Regions from separate parts of the Homo sapiens genome. Here region 2 is linked to region 1. A link is a loop called in an ENCODE intact Hi-C map of the cell type or tissue named here. Cell type or tissue: PC-9. All regions are shown on one strand. Each heading gives the region's core, and the rest is flanking DNA. Links, peaks and the distances in the headings are about the cores only.

Evidence for each region. Hi-C counts contacts between places; a loop is a spot of excess contacts. Peaks named below come from ENCODE experiments on the same cell type or tissue, not always from the same donor. Only the 100,000 strongest peaks of a DNase experiment are listed, where the experiment ranks them.
Region 2: it touches region 1 in a loop (4-fold over the local background); 3 of 110 quality-filtered maps call a loop at or near these places.

What each region holds. Positions count from the first base shown.
Region 1 is chrX:115,955,481-115,964,185 of GRCh38, forward strand. All of the region lies in intron 1 of DANT2 (DXZ4 associated non-coding transcript 2, distal), which reads right to left. Among named protein-coding and RNA genes, the nearest start is that of DANT2, 9.3 kb to the right of the region's middle. RefSeq lists an enhancer at 4,757-5,257. In PC-9, for the core only: CTCF peaks have their summits at 2,852, 3,538 and 3,754; no DNase peak of the experiment used is centred there; H3K27ac peaks cover 924 bases.
Region 2 is chrX:116,195,790-116,204,494 of GRCh38, forward strand. No RefSeq gene overlaps it. Among named protein-coding and RNA genes, the nearest start is that of AGTR2, 29 kb to the left of the region's middle. In PC-9, for the core only: a CTCF peak has its summit at 3,233; no DNase peak of the experiment used is centred there.

The DNA.
Region 1 (8,705 bases), core at 2,424-4,923:
CCAAAGATTGGATCTTCTGAGAACATCAGAGAAAGACTGTCCTTGCCACCCACATTGCAGCAAAACTTTCGAACCTTGAACTCTGGGTTCATAATCTCACAACTGAGAAGGGTCCGTCCACAGTCTTGGAACTGTACATCCACTGGAACCCTTAAGGTAAAAGTAACGAGGGAATTTTCTCCCTAGAAGAAGATGGCATCCTTGATGTAAACAGCTTTTCAAGAGTTCACAGATTAAGACTTCTACTATCATGAGACTCTTATCTTTGAATATGTTTTCTTGCTTATGCCTCTATGAACAATAGAAGTAGAAAAGTGGTCTGTTATGTGCACTTATAGGGTATAATTTTATTTGTGAAGGAGTTTGGAGCCAGCCTTATACATGGATAACCTTATACTTTGAAAGATAAAAGATGAAGGCCCAATGTAGGTGAGAAACTTTAATGGTACATACATTGCCTCGTAATCAGTTGGAAACAGAACATTGGTTCACTCTTCTTCACCCACATCACAGGTTAAAGAGAACATTGTCAGAAGGCCTTCACTCTTCTAGAAAGGCATCATTTGTTAGGTCCTTTTTCCATTGTTTGGAGTAAAAGAAGCAATGTAAAAGGAGAAATGTATCCCTCATGATAGGTTCTATAGCAAATTCCACCATAAAGGCTACAGTTACACAAAAGACTTTAAATTCTCTTGTGAAAGTTATGATAGAATTGGCTGAATAGAGAAGTATCTGTGCAGCTGCTGGCACTTATGGCCTATGGAGGAAACATCGGGTATTATAGAGATTCAGGTGTAGCTGATTAATGAAGAAACTGCCTAGTTAAGGGAATAGACTCTTTATCGAGCTCATTCTTGTATCTATTTGATTTTAGGAGGTTTGGTTTATGTGGATCCTGGGTAAGGAGCATACTCCAAACCAAACTCTTAGTCATAATAATAGTCTCCCTGGTGCACTGTCTTCTCTCAGAGGTTGTTTTTTTTTTTTTTTTTTTTTTTGAGATGGAGTCTTGCTCTGTTGCCCAGGCTGGAGTGCAGTGGCAGGATCTCCGCTCACTGCAAGCTCCATCTCCCGGGTTTATGCCATTCTCCTGCCTCAGCCTCCCAAGTGCTGGGACTATAGGCACCTGCCACCATGACTGGCTAGTTTTTTTTGTATTTTCAGTAGAGACGGGGTTTCACCATGTTAGCCAGGATGGTCTCGATCTCCTGACCTCGTGATCCGCCCACCTCAGCCTCAAAGTGCTGGGATTACAGGCGTAAGCCACCGTGCCCGGCCCTCTCAGAGGTTTTAAATGCTTGCATGCAGCCATCTCTAGAATGTCAAATGGTTTCTCTTCAACTGGAATGACAAGAGCTGAAAGAAATGTGTGACTATAAGGCCACTGATGAATGACAGGCTGAGACCAGAAACCCAAAATGATGGTAACTGAGAGCGTCGCTAAGGCCCTAAGTTTTGGTCATACTCTCATCTAAGTGAGAAACTGACCAAAAAGGGAATTTTTTAAAAAACAAAATTGTGGGAGGCCATTGTTTTGGATTGAGCTTATGCACTAGGCCTCAAAAGACCAAACCAAACCAAACTGGAGTCGCTTGTGTTAAAACTTTAAGGAAACACAGGTCCTAGAACAGACCAGGTTTTGTTTTTCTCCGGCAAATCTCTAGAACAAACATTCCTGACAGCATATGTAGACACCCCCTGAAGTTCCCATTAAATCTTTTAACCAAATTCATTTCTTCTCACATAGAGACCATCAAGCTTCAGATAATCATGCAACAAAGGTTCCAGGCAGTTCCAGGTGAAGACATCACCCCTGGCCACTAAGGAGCTACCCTGCCTCCACTAGACAGAGCAGGGTGAGAGTTCCATAATTCCCGACAGGTAGGGACTACCCCCTAAGCCAGCAGAAAGCAGTTAGAGGAGAAAGACCATCAGTCCCTCCACCTGCCATAAAGATTTATGAGATCACACCTCTCGGGGGGAAATGTGGTAGGAGAACAGGGTCTGGAGGCAGGAAACATAAGGCCATTTCATGCTGACTTCCTAGAACTAAATGAAATGGAAACACTTCAGCTATGACAGGTAATATCCTTTCTATTTACACAGGGCATAAGCCGAGTAAATAACTCTGTAATGTTACTTCATCCTTTTCATTTACATAGGGCATACCCCAGGTAGCCAATAGAAACCTCTAGAGGGTATTTAAACCCTAGAAATTTCTGTAATGGGGCTCTTGAGCCCCTATGCTCAAGCCCGCTCCCACCCTGTAGAGTGTACTTTCATTTTCAATAAATGTCTGCTTTTACTGCTTCCTTCTTTCCTTGCTTTGTTTGTACATTTTGTCCAATTCATTTTTCAAGATGCTAAAAACCTTGACACCCTCCACTGGTAACACTGGGAGTGGCCCATCCTCACTGCTGTGCACTGTGGCCAAGAGAGCCTCCTGGGGCCGAGGACCCAGCTAGGCCATCACGCCAATTGCTCTCAAGAAAAGGGGCACCAGGCAAACTGCCTGTGGCCCCGAGCAAAAGCTCCTTGGCTGAGGCCTCCATTAGTCTCACCCAGATCATGGCCACCACCAGACTCCTGAGCCATGACTTCCTGTACGGAACGTGCCAGGTGTCCTGGCTGGCCACCTCATCCTCAGTGCCTATTTCTGGGGCTTCCACATCCCGACCCAGCCACGGGCCCCACTTCCCTTGGGCCTCCAGAGAGCCTGGATCTATCTGGGCACTGGCCCTAGTCCTGCCTGGTCCCCTATAGCACTCCCAAGCCGCTCCTCCCCAGGCAAGCACAGGGAAGGGTGCGTGGGATTGCCAAATGATTCCTCTTGATGGCAGTATTGCTCCAGAAATGCCCACCTGCCCTTCCCCCAGGTCCACTCCCTCTGCCCTTTGCTAAGAAAAAAAAGCCAACCATGCTCTGAACATGGCTGATCACCATCTCAGCCACTTTTGGCCAGCTCTGGCCCACCTGCGGGACCCTGTCCTGGGGAGAATGGCCTTGGCGGGGTCCTCTTAGCCTGCCTTCCTGACAAACAGGGAAGTGGTCCCCTTGAACCGTCCAAGGGATGGACCCAACCTAAACACATCCCTAACTGTGCCTTTAGCATGGGAGGATGGTGGAGCCCTCAGGGAAGAGAAGAAAATTGGGCACGCAGTAGGATCTGAGCCCAACCCCTGCTTTCCAGGAGACATATGCACTTGGGCATTCTCACGGGTCACTGCAAGGGCAGCTTGACCAAGAGGTCAAAGGCGACCAGAGTCCCACTGTCCCCTGGAGGTTGGGATTCAAACTTCAGGTGAACATACAATTTTGAGATATGCTACTGCAGTTTTGAATAAACATGGTGGTAAGCAGAGTCCCTAGCCTAGGCTTCCTGTGCCTTTCAGCTCAGGCTCCCTGGCTGGTTGTCTCCTCCTGGTGCCTGTGTTTGGAGGTTGCAAAGTCTGAGCTGTTCCCAGGAGATGCTTTATATATGCATTTTGGAGTGTGGTTCTGCTGCGTGTCCCCTCAGCCTAGGACTTTGTTTTCCATTTCCAATGCACCACAGGAAGGTTTGATAGGGAAGGATGAGGAGTGGTGAGGTGAGTCAGTGTGGGAGAAAATAGGAAGTTGGAGGAAGATGGAAGAGGGGAAGAGGGGAAGATGGGTGACTGGTTTGGGAAAGAGTTTCCTTTAGATGGCAGTATTTTACCAGAAATGTTAACATGCCCTTTGGTGCCACCCACTCAGTTACCTCTTCCTCCATCATTTGCCACTGAAAAAAAGCCAACCAGCATTAAAGTGATTGTCACTAAGTGACTCCCAGCTCTCACAGTTGGTCCTCCAGTGTGCAGGGCATCTTTCTGGTAGAATGGTCTTTAGCTTCCTCTCAGAGAAAAATAAATTTGTCCCCACCATGTAACTCTAGGAATGGATCCAAACATATCTACCCATGGTTCTATCTTTAACACTGGATCTGGTCAAGACTATAGGAAATGTCTTTAGTCTGGGCACAGAGTTGAAGTCAAATCTACTTTGGACCAGTGGGAACATTCTGTCTTGGGCATTTTTACTATAATATAATTTAACCTTGAGGTCTCAGGCAGCTAGACACAAAGAGAGGCAGCCCTGAGGCATCAGGACTGGCATGAAGTATGATGCAAAACTGCCATCCCAAGACAACAGGGCCTGAGGACCCAGCTCTTCTCACAATGCTGTCCTCTTGTCTTCAGGCTACGATGGTCCTACTTTTAGGTCAGTTAGATATAAGATCTCAGAATACTTGGCACTTGAAAACTCTATTCAAACCTCTGCACTAAAGGACTTACCAAAATCTAGAATGTCTTCTAGCAGTGTCCCTGGGATGGCCCAGCCCTACTTATCATGTTTACCACAGAATTCTCACAGTTGAGAAAAAAATGTAGTTTTTTTTTCTAGCTAACACATACTTGATAATATTTAAACTTCCTTTCTTAGAGCACTCCTAAAAAGAGCTTACAATCTCCTAAAAAGAGATCTTTGGGTCATTGATGAAATTAAGACAGAATTTTTTTTAAAAAATTGAAATCAGGAGAGAGACAGCATCATGACAGACAGAAGGCAGGACTAGATTATAGCTCCGGACAGAGCAGCATGCAGCGTCTTGCATTGTGAATTTTAGCTCCAGATCAACTGCAAGAACAAACCAGCAATCCTGAGAGGATTCACAGACCCTCTAAAGGAAACAGACTGCACCTGCAGGACCCAGGAGACACCCCAAATACTATGAGTGCCCCAACTGTAGAAGTGGGAAAGGGAGACCCCCTTCCCCCTTCTCCTGAGCACACCCCGACTGGAGAAGCCGAAGGTCAGTTTGCAGGAGAGGTTTCCGACTTTACCTGCAGCTGAGTCAAGTTAGAGAGATGAGTAAAATACAGGGGTAGAGGAAGCAGCAGAAAGGCCCTGGGAGCTCACTGGGTCCCCAAGCAGCCCATTCCTGCCTGGCACCACAGGGATCCATCGGAGGGTGGCCAGAGGAGCAAGGGGTAAAACTCCACAGGGAGAAAGAATTCTCTAGCTGAACTTTGTAACAATTTGAATGGGGTGAGAAGCCTCCTGACCAGAACTCAGGGGAGGGTGTGAATCAGGCTTGCAGACTTCACAGGCGGTGGAAGAACTTTTCTCTTGCAGCTGGGAGGCAGATAACCTTGGGCAAGTTTTCAAGCCCAACTTGACCACTGCCTGGAAATAGACTCAGGGCTGTTTGCGGGGGCACAGTGGACATGAGACTGGCCCTACCATTTGTGTGGGAGCTGGGTGAGGCCTGTGACTGCCAGCTTTCCCTCACTTTCCTGACAACCTGCATGACTCAGCAGAGGTAGCCATAATCTTCCTAGGTACACAGCTCCAATGACGTGGGAATCTCACCCCCATCCTCCACAGCAGCTGGAGCAAGACCCACCCATGGAGAGTATTTACTGAGCTCAGACATGCCTAGCCCCACCCCTACTTGATGGTCCTTCCCTGTCCACCCTGGTAGTGTAAGACAAAGGGTATATAATCCTGGGAGTTCTAGGGCCCTACCCACTACCAGTCCCTCTCCACACTACTATAGCTGATGATTTCTGGAAAGCACCACCTCCTGGCAGGAGGCCAACCAGCATAAAAATAGAGCATTAAACCACCAAAGCTAAGGACCCTCATGGAGTCCATTGCACCCTCTGCCATCTCCACTGGAACAGGCACTGGTATCCATGGCTGAAAGACCCATAGACAGTTCACATTACAGGACTCTGTGCAGACAACCCCCAGTACCAGCCTGGAGCTGGGTAGACTCACTGGGTGGCTAGACCCAGAAGAGAGACAACAATCACTGCAGTTTGGCTCACAGGAAGCCACATCCATAGGGAGAAGAGAGTAGTACATCAAGGAAACACCCTGTGGGACCAAAGAATCTGAACAACAGCCTTCAGCCCTTGACCTTCATTCTAACAGAGCCTACCCAAATGAGAAGAAACCAGAAAACCAACCCTGGCAATATGACAAAACAAGGCTCTTCAACCCCCCCCCCAAAATCACACTAGTTCCCCAGCAATGGATTCAAATCAAGAAGAAATCGCTGATTTACCTGAAAAAAATTCAGGTTAGTTATTAAGTTAATCAGGGAGGGACCAGAGAAAGGCGAAGCCCAATGCAAGGAAATCCAAAAAATGATACAAGAAGTGAAGGCAGAAATATTCATGGAAATAGATAGCTTAAAGAAAAAACAATAAAAAATTCAGGAAATTTTAGACACACTTTTAGAAATGTGAAATGCTCTGGAAAGTCTCAGGAATATAATTGAACAAGTAGAAGAAAGAAATTTATAGCTCAAAGACAAGGTCTTCGAATCAACCCAACCCAACAAAGACAAAGTAAAAAGAATAATAAAATATAAACAAAGTCTCCAAGAAGTCTGGGATTATGTTAAACAACTGAACCTAAGAATAATTGGTGTACCTGAGGGAGAAGAGAATTCTAAAAGCCTGGAAAACATATCTTGGGGAATAATCAAGGAAAACTTCCCCAGCCTTGCTAGAGACCTAGACATCCAAATATAAGAAGCACAAAAAATACCTGGGAAATTCATTACAAAAAGATCTTTGCCTAGGCACACTGTCATCACTTTATTCAAAGTTAAGATGAAGGAAATAATCTCAAGAGCTGTGAGACAGAAGCACCAGGTAACCTATCAAGGAAAACCTATCAGATTAACAGCAGATTTCTCAGCAGAAACCTTATAAACTAGAAGGGATTGGGGCCCTATCTTCAGCCTACTCAAACAAACAATTATCAGCCAAGAATTTTGTATCCAGCGAAACTAAGCATCATATATGAAGCATATATGAAGGAAAGATACAGTCGTTTTCAGACAAACAAATGGTGAGAACACTCGCCATTACCAAACCACCACTACAAGAACTGCTAAGAGGAGCTCTAAATCTTGAAAGAAATCCTGGAAACATATCAAAACAGAACCTCTTTCAATCATAAATCACATAGGACCTATAAAACAAAAATACAAGTTTAAACAATCATTTACTATGTCATTTTTCTTTACCTTGAAGAACATAAACTGTTATTTCAGTTCTACAAATCAGCAAGATATTATTTATGGCAAGAAATATTCCATTGAAATGTGCTGTAATGTGGGAAAATGTAAATGTTTTTCATGGTTTCTACCAATGTGAAATAAAACTTAATTCTGACTTTTCTGCGGAAAAAAAAAGCAAAAACAAAAAACAAAAAACACCAAGTACACAGACAACAAAAAGCACAATGAAAGTAATGGTACCTCACATTTCAATACTAACATTGAATGCAAATGGCCTAAATGCTCCACTTAAAAGATACAGAATCACAAAACGGATAAGAACTCACCAACCATCTGCTGCCTTCTGGAGACTCACCTAACATATAAGGACTCACATTAACTTAAAGTGGTGGAAAAAGGCATTTCATGCAAATGGACACCAAAAGTGAGCAGGGGTAGCTATCCTTATAACAGGCAAAACAAACTTTCAAGCAACAGCGGTTAAAAGAGACAAAGAGGGACAGCATATAATGGTAAAAGGCCTTGTGCAACAGGAAAATATCACAATCCTAAACATATATACACCTAACACTGGAGCTCCCAAATTTATAAAACAATTACTAATAGACCTAAGAAATGAGATAGACAGCAACACAATAATAGTGGGGGACTTCAATACTTCACTGACAGCACTAGACAGGTCATCAAGACAGAAAGTCAACAAAGAAACAATGGATTTAAACTATACCTTGAAACAAATGGACTTAAGAGCTACATACAGAACATTTTCTCCAACAACCACAGAATACACATTTTATTCAACAGCACATGGAACTTTCTCCTCAGATAGGCCATAAGATAGGCTTCAAAACAAGCCTCAATAAACTTAAAAAAAATTGAAATTATACCAAGCACTCTCAGACCATAGTGGAATAAAACTGGAAATCAACTCCAAAATAAACCTTCAAAGCCATGCAATTACATGGAAATTAAATAACCTGCTCCTGAATGAGCATTGGGTCAAAAATGAAATAAAGATGGAAATTTAAAAATTCTTTGAATTAAATGACAATAATGACACAATCTATCAAAACCTCTGGAATACAGCAAAGGTGGTGCTAAAAGGAAAGTTCATAGCTATAAACACCTACATCCAAAAGTCTGAAAGAGCACAAATAGACAATCTAAGGTCACACTTCAAGGAACTCGAGAAATAATGACAAACCAAACCCAAACTCAGCAGAAGAAAGGAAATAACCAAGATCAGAGCAGAACTAAATGAAATTGAAACAAAAAAAATACAAAAGATCAATGAAACAAAAAGCTGGTTCTTTGAAAAGATAAATAAAATTGATAGACCATTAGTAAGATTAACCAAGAGAAGAGAGAAAATCCAAATAACCTCGCTAATAAACAAAACAGAAATTATTACAACTGACACCACTTAGATACAAAAGATCATTCAAGGCTACTATGAATGCCTTTATGCATATAAACTAGAAAACCTAGAAGAAATCGATATATTCCTGTAAAAATACAACTCTCTTAGCTTAAATCAGAAAGAATGAGATACCCTGAACAGACCAATAACAAGCAGCGAGATTGAAATGGTAATTTAAAAATTACCAACAAAAAAAGTCCAGGATCAGATAGAGTCACAGCAGAATTC
Region 2 (8,705 bases), core at 2,163-4,662, 240 kb after region 1:
ACCCCTATCTCTGGTAGCTGCAAGGGTGAGAGTGCTGAAAATTAAACCCAGAATCTCATTCTGTGACTGTCTGAATCACAACCCATGTTGAATTTCAAGTTTCAAAGGGCATCTACTGTTAAAGTGATGACACTGATTAGAAAAGAATGGGATACTGTAAGTCAGAATGGAGATGTGTGAGAAGACCCTGATAAATCTGGGAAAATTCAGCCCCTAAATCCTTTTTTTTCTTTTCTTTGAGATGGAATCTGGCTCTGTCACCCAGGCTGGAGTGCAGTGGCACAATCTCAGCTCACTGCAACCTCTGTCTCCTGGGTTCAAGCGATTCTCCTGTCTCAGCCTCCCGAGTAGCTGGGACTACAGGCACGTGTTACCACGCCCAGCTGATTTTTGCATTTTTAGTAGAGATGGGGTTTCTCCATATTGGCCAGGCTGGTCTCAAACTCCTGGCCTAGTGATACACCTACCTCGGCCTCCCAAATTGCTGGGATTGCAGGCGTGAGCCACTGTGTCTTGCCCTAAATTCTAAGTCAGTCTTAGCTAGTGGAAGAGTTCTCACTCCCCCCAGGAGATGTGGCCTTCCCATTCTCACTGGAAGAAGTTTCCCCATCCCCAGTAGAAGTTGCTTACCTATCCTCAATGGTAGCAACTCCCCCATTCCCAGTGGCATCAGCCTCTCTACCTTTTCTGAAGAAACTAACCTCTAATTGCTAGAGAAAATTGTAATGGTCTTCCCTGAGGCAATTGCTGTATGAGCGACACTGTTGAGTCTCTGCAGGACCCAGCTTTATTATACCTTTTTGTCTCTAGACCTATATAAAACTAGACTCAAGTCTCAAAAGATCCCTAAAGGTGAGATACAATGTGTGACCCCTGGGGAGATGCACTACTCTCCAAAATAACTACCTGAGATTTCTGACTTATACAAGCAGAAATAGGGAAACATTTGGGAATTGATATTAGGGTTGTGGGATAATAGTGGAATAAACATTAACTTGGATCAGGCCACATTGATTGGTATGGGATCACTAAGCAGAAAATTTGCATTTAATGTTGCAGCTTGGGGAGTTAGAAAGGGCCTCTAACAGTTTTGTTGGTGGGCTGAAAGGTGGCCACAGTGAATAAGTTGGAAATACCAGACTTGTCTTGGTTTAACGGAGAGAAAGTGATTCAAAAGTTTAGGAGGATGGAAATATTAAAGTGAATTTGTCATTTAAGACTCACAATAGAAATGTCCAGAAGACATGACATTTTACCAGTATTGTGAGAAATAAATTGTGAGGAGGGCCCCAGCAATTTTGATGAGCTCTGTGATTGCTCTTCTCTGTAGTCCAGACTTTACTGTGGGAACTGCAATCACTGAATTGTAAAACCTAAATGCAGTAGGAGTAATTGTATCCCAGGATGGTAGTGGCCAAGTTGTGGCACTCGGCCACCAAAGGTAAGGTCAGTATGATTGTCATAGTGGATAGCAGAGTCAAAGCAGCAATCAGACTATTCTGACTCATACAGACCTATGGCATTGGATAGTTAATTATGGTGTTCCTAGAAGTGAAATACATAGAGAACCTACTAAATTTTTACTTCATTTGTATTAGAAGAAAAGTTTTAGGTCTATTGAATAAAAGCCTAATCTGAACTATAGAAATAGATTTACTGTTTTTCAATTCCAATAATTGAGCCAGTGTATAGTCCCAGAACCCTTTTAATGAAGGGGAAACCAGATCTCCTTGAGAAAGGACTCTGGTACACTGACAAAAATGCATATTGTTAGTCTTTCTTCCAGCTTTCCCCAAGTGACCTATGGCCTTTTACCAGGGTAACTGTGTATTGGGGAAAAGGAAATAATGAGACCTTTGGGGAACTCTTCAACAGTGACTCTGAACTGGCAATAATTCCAGGATACACAAAATGTCACTCTGGCCTACCAGTGAAACTAAGGGCTTATGGAGTTCAGATGATAAGTAGATTTTTTGTTCTAGTGCATCTCACATTTGGCACAGTGGGCCCCTGAGACCATGCTGTGGTTATTTATGCACTTCCAGAGTGAACAATTGGAATAGATATACTCAGCTGCAGCAGAATCCCCACATTGGTTCCCTTATTTGTGGAGTGAGGGTTATTATGGTTGAAAGGCCAAATGAAAGCCACTAGACTGCCTTTATTTAGAAAAATAGTAAACCAAAAGCAATACTGCATTATTGTAGTGACTGCAGAGATTAATGCCATTAAATAATTAAAATATGCACGGGGAGTAATTTCCAGTACATCCTCGTTCAACTCTTCTATTTGGCCTGTGTGGAAGACAGTTGCATCTTGAACAATAACAGTGGACTGTTGAAAGCTTAGCCAGAAAGTCAGCTCAATCACAGTACTGTACCAGATATGGTTTCATTGTTTGAGCAAATTAACACATCCACTGTTACCTGGTATGGAAGTATTGATTTGAAAAATGCCTTTTTCACCGTCTCTCTGAATAAGGCCCACCAGGAGTGGTTTATTTTTAGCTGACAAGGCCAGAAATAACACTTTTACTCTCCTCAGTGGTATATCTATTCTCCAGCCCTATGTAACAATTTGATTTGCAGGGATCTAATCACCTTTTCCTTCCACAAAATATCACACTGTTCTATCGTATTGATGACATCATGCTGATTGGACCTAGTGAGCAAGAAGTAGCAACCACTCTAGACTTATTGGTAAGATATTTGTGTGTCAGAAGATAAAAAATAAAACCGCTACCTTGAAATAGTAACTGTGGGGAAGCTAGTCACCTTGTGAGAAGTCAGTTTACCCTGAGTCTGCCATTGTATAAAAAGTACAAGCTAGCCAGATAAAGAGACTATGTGTGGAGAAAAAGATATTTGACTAGTTCCCAGTTGTTACAGTCATCTCAGCTCTGGTGCCAGACATTGAGTAAAGACATCTTCGGATAACTTCACTCTCAGCAGCCATCTGATTACAACTATATGAGGTAGCTCAAGTGAGAACCACCCAGCTGAGCTCGTTAACCCCCAGAACCATGAAATAAAAATTGCTGAACTATTTAAAAATAAATAAATAAAAATAAATCCGATGAACATTTAGGGGACTTGTCCTTAAGTGAAATTTCTAAGGGTCTAATGGTGTGGGGCATGTCAAGATATTCTATTTAAGATGAAGAATGAATTGTTGCATCTGGTCCCTCTAAAAACCAAAAAAGAGGCCACCTAGCGGATGGTCTGGATTCTGGAGGCAACATATACCTCATTTGAGTGTGTTATTTCCTGGATTCTGGTAACCATACTGCTATTCTCTATCTCCGTCAGTTCAATTGTTTTGATTTTTAGATTGTTTTGATTTTTTTAAGATTTTTTAGATTTTTTTAGATTGTTTTTGATTTTAGATTGTTTTGATGTTTTGATTTTTAGATTGTGCAAATAAAGTAGAAGATGTGATGTTATTCTTCCAGAACTGGTTACTTCATTTAACATAATGACCGTCAGTTCCATCTATCTTGTTGCAAAAGAATCTCGTGGTTGAATAGTACTTCATTGCGTATAAGTATTACATTTTCCTTATCTCTTCATCTGTTGATGAACACTTAGGTTGCTTTCAAATATTGACTATTGTGAACAGCGTTGCAAACACACATGGGAGTGCAGATATCCCTTTGATATAATGATTTCCTTTCTTTTGGGTATATGCCAGCAGTAGGATTGCAGGGTCATATGGTAGCTCTATTTTTATATTTCAAGGAACCTCCAAACTGTTTTCCATAGTGGTTGTACTAATTTACATTCCCATCAATAGTGTATAAGAATTCCCTTTTTTCCATATCTTCATCAGCATTTGTTATTACCTGTCTTTTGGATATAAGTGATTTTAACAGAGGTGAGATGATAATCTAGTTTTAGTTTTTATTCACATTTCTCTGATGATCAATGATGTTGAGCACCCCTTCATATACCTGTTTGCCATTTGTATGTCTTCTTTTGAGAAATGTCTATTTAAATCTTTTCTCCATTTTTAAAGCCGGTTAGATTTTTTTTATAGATTGGTTTGAACTACTCATATATTCTAGTTATTAATACCTTTCCTGATGAGTGGTTTGCAAATTTTTATTCTCATTCTGTGAGTTGTCTTTACTCTGTGTTGCTTGTTTCCTCTGTCGTGCAGAAGCTTTTTAACTTGGTATGATACCATTTGTCCATTGTTGTCTTGATTACCTGTGCTTGCAGGGAACTACTCAAGAAATCTTGACTCACGCTGATGTCCTGGAGAGTTTCTCCAATGTTTTCTTGTAGCAGTTTCATAGTTTGAGGCTTTAAATTTCATTTTATGTCCATTTTTATTTGATTTTTGTATAAGAAAAGACATAAGGGTCAAGTATCATTCTTCTCCATATAGATATCCAGCTTTCCTAGCACCATTTATTGAAGAGACTGCCTTTTCCCAATGTATGTTCTTGGCATCTTTGTCAAAAAGGTGTATGTTCACTGTGGATGTGTGTATTTATTTCTGGGTTCTCTATTCTGTTCCATTTGTCTGTGTATCTGTTTCTATGCCAGCACCATGCTGTTTTTGTTGCTGTAGCTATGTGGTATAATTTGAGGTCAGGTAATGTGATTTCTCCAGTTTTGTTCTTTTTGCTCAAGATAACTTTGGCTATTCTGGGTTTTTTGTGATTATAAATACATTTAGGATTTTTAAAATATTTCTGTATAAAATGTCATTGGTTTCTTGATAGAGATTGCACTGAATCTGTAGACTGATTTGAGTAGACATTTTAAGAATATTGACCCTTGTAATTCAGAAACATGGACTATCTTTCCACTTTTTTGTTGCTCTCTTCAATTTCTTTCATCAGTGTTGTATACTTTTCATTATAAAAATCTTCCACATCTTTGGTTAAGTCAGTTCCTATATGTTGATGTTTCTTTGTTGATTTTTGTGTGGAACATCTGTCCAATGCTGAAAGTGGGGTGTTAAAGTCTCCAGCTATTATTGTATCAGGGCCTATCTCTCTCTATCTCTGATAATATTTCATTTGTATAATCTAGGAGCTCCAGTGTTGGGTGCACACATATTTAAAATTGTTATGTCCATTTGCTGGATTGACCTCTTTATCATTATATAGTGATCTTCTTTTTCTCTTCTTATGGTTTTTGTCTTGAAGTCTATTTTGTATGATCTAAGTGTGGCTACTCCTGGTCTTTTTTGGTTTCCATTGCACGGAATATCTTTGTCCATCCATTTATTTTTAGTCTATATATATCTTTGTAGGTGAAGTATGATTCTTGTATGCAACAGATCATTTGTGAATCCATTCATCCACTGTCTTCTGATTGGAGAGTTTAATCTATTTACATTAATGTTACTATTAAAAAGAAAAGGCTTACTCCTGCCATCTTCTTATTATTTTGATTGTCTTGCAGCCTTCTCTTCCTTGTTTACTTCCTGTCTTCCTTTTAGTGAAGGTGATATTCTCTGGTGGTATGCTTTCATTTTTTGCTTTTTATTTTTTGTGTATCCATTGTATGTTTTTCAATTTGAGTTTATCATGAGGCTTGCAAATACTATCTTAAAACCCATTATCAGCTGATAACAACTTAACACTGATTGCATAAACAAAGAAACAAACACACAAAAGGTAAACTGATGAAAATGCAAGAGATAAACTTTGTCCCTCCACTTTAAAACTTATGGTTGTTTCTCTTTTTGTGCTGCCTATTTCTTGAAAAATCATAGTTATTATTTTTGATTGGTTTATCATTTAGTCTTTCTACTTAAGAGTAGTTTAAACACCATAATTACAGTGTTATAATACTCTGTGTTTTTCTATCTGCTTACAATTCCCTGTGAGTTTTGTACTCTCAGATGATTTCTTATTACCCATTAACCACTTTTTTTTTTTTTTTTTTTTTTTTTAGGTTGCAGAACTCTCTTTAGCATTTCTTGTAAGACTGGTTTTATGTTTTATGTTCATAAATTTCCTCAGGTTTTGTTTGCCTGGGAAGGTCTTTATTTCTCCTTTATGCTGAAAAACTATTTTCACCAAGTATACTATTCTCGGATAAAAGGTTTTTTTCCTTCAGTGCTTCAAATATGTCAGCCACTTTCTCCTGGCCCATAAATTTTCCACTGAAAAGTCTGCTGCCAGACATTGGAGCTCCAATTTGTGTTATTTTTTCCTTTTCTCTTGCTGAAGATCCTTTTTTAATCCTTGACCTTTGTGAATTTTATTATTAAATGCCTTAAGGTACTCTTCTTTGGGTTAAAACTGCTCAGTGTTCCATAACTTTCTTATACTTGGATATTGATATTTTCCTCTAAGTTTGCAAAATTCTCCGATATTATTCCTCTGTGTATACTTTCTACTCCTCTCTTTCTCTGCCTCCTCTTTAAGGCCAATAACTCTTAGATTTGCCATATTGAGGGTATTTTCTTGACTTTGTAGGCATGCTTCATTCTTTGTATTCTTTTTCACCTCCTCTTACTATGTGTTTTCAAATAGCCTTCTTCAATGTGTCAATTCCATTTTTAACTCTATATTTTCTACCTGATTATTTTTAATTATTTTGATCTCTTTGTAAATTTAACTGGTAGAATTCTGAATTGCCTCTCTGTGTTATCTTGAATTTCTCTGAGTTTCCTCAAAATAGCTATTTTGTATTCTTTTACTGATAGGTCATACATTTCTATTTCTCCAGAATTGGTCCTCGGTGCCTTATTTGTTCATTTGGTGAGGTCATGTTTTCTTGGATGGTGTTGATGCTTGTAGATGTTCATCAGTGTCTGGGTATTGAAGAGTTAGGTATTTATTGTAGTCTTCAACATTTGGGCTAGTTTGTGCCTGTTCTTCTTGTGAAGACTTTCCAGGCAATCAAAGACACTAGGGATCCGTGTCCAATAACACTGTGGTTTTTGCAGACTCGTAGAGGTACCACTTTGGTGGTCTTGTATAAGATTCAGAAGAATTCTCTGGATTACCAGGCAGTGATTCTTATTCTTTTTTCTTACTTTCTCCCAAGGAAACAGTCTTCCCCTCTGTGCTGAACCATCTGGAACTGGAGGTATAGTGATGCAAGATACCTGTGGCCATCAGCTGGGACTTTGCTGGGCCAGACCTGAAGCTAGAACAACACTGTTTCTTGCACAAGGCCCTTCCTTTCATGGTGGTGAGTTTCCCCAGCCCACAGTCATGGCCAGAGATGCTGTCTGGGAGCCAGAAATTGTAGTAGAAAAACCTTAGAAATTTACTCTATGTTCTATTCTACTACAGTTAAGCTGGCACTGAAACCACAATACAAAGTCCTTCCTACTCTTTTCTCCCCTTTCCAAAGGCATAGTAGCCTCTTTCTGTGGCCACCACCATCACTCATCCACAGATTGTTGTGCCAGGCCTCCACTGGTATTCACTAAAATCCCCAAAGCCCTTCTGTCAGCTTGTGGTGAGTGCTGCCAGTCCTTGGACTCAACCTGTAAGCAAATGAGCTCCTGCATAGCCCAGGTCATGTCCAGAAATGCTGCCCAAGTGCCTATCCCTGGACTTGAGTACCCCAGGATCCTGCTTGCTGTTCTTCCCCACTGTGGCTCAGCTGGTACCTAAGGTATAAGACAAAGTCCCCTTTACTTTTCCTTATTTTTCTCAAACAGAAGTCTTTCACTGTCACCACCAGATTTGGGAATGTGGATGGTAACACCTGAAGCCAGCACATCTAAAGCCCAAGGCCCATGTCATATACCCTGGGTTTTGCTACTGGTTGTACAAGTCCCAAGGGCTCCTTGGTCATCAGGTAATAAATCCTGCCAGGACTGTGTCCTTTTCTTTAGGGGAGTAAGTTCCCTTTTGGCCCAGGATTTGTCTAGAAATGTCTGTGATCTAGGGCCTGGAATGTGTCCTCAAAACTCTGCTTGGTGACTTATCCTATTGTGGCTGAGCTGGTATTTAACATGCAAGACAAAGTCCTCTTTACTCTTCACTCCCCTCTCCCTAATCAGAAGGATGGAGTCACTTTCATTGCTGTGTGCTTTACTGCCTGGTTTGGGGGGAAGAATGGCTCAAACAATCCCTTATCCATACCAGCTGGTATGTCCCTAGATCATGGGCCACTCTAGTTCATTGGCTCTAGGCCTAGCTTAGCACTAGGAGTTGCTTACATATTGCAGTCCTTGTGTCCTAGACTATCTTTCAAGTTTAACTAGGGCCACAGAGCACTTCAGCCTGTAGTGGCAAGGCTTGCCAAGAAACTTAAGTTCTGGCCACAAGCATGGGCTATTCCCCACTGGCTAGGTCTGGTCCAAATGTTCCCTTCATGCATGGGCCCTGGCTGAGTCTGGCATGGCTTTATTCTTCACTGTGACTGGGCAGCACTGAGTCCTATGTAAAATCCCCCAGTTGCTGCACTCTCCCTCCCCAAAGCGCATAGATTCTCTCTTCCTGCCACATGGCCACTTCTAAGGGATTGCAATGCCATTGGCAATTCAACCATCTCTCCTGCCCTCCTCAATGTCTCTTTTAGTAATATAAAGTTAAAACCAGGTACTGTGATTGCTCACTTAATTTTTGATTCCTGTGACAGTGCTTTCTTGTGTGTTGATAGTTGTAAAAATTTAGTTTTACAGTGGAAGGTACGAATGATATAGGCTTCTATTCTGCCATCTTGCTTTACTCTCATAATTATACTTTTAATATAGTCTAACAGTAGATGCTAACATGATGA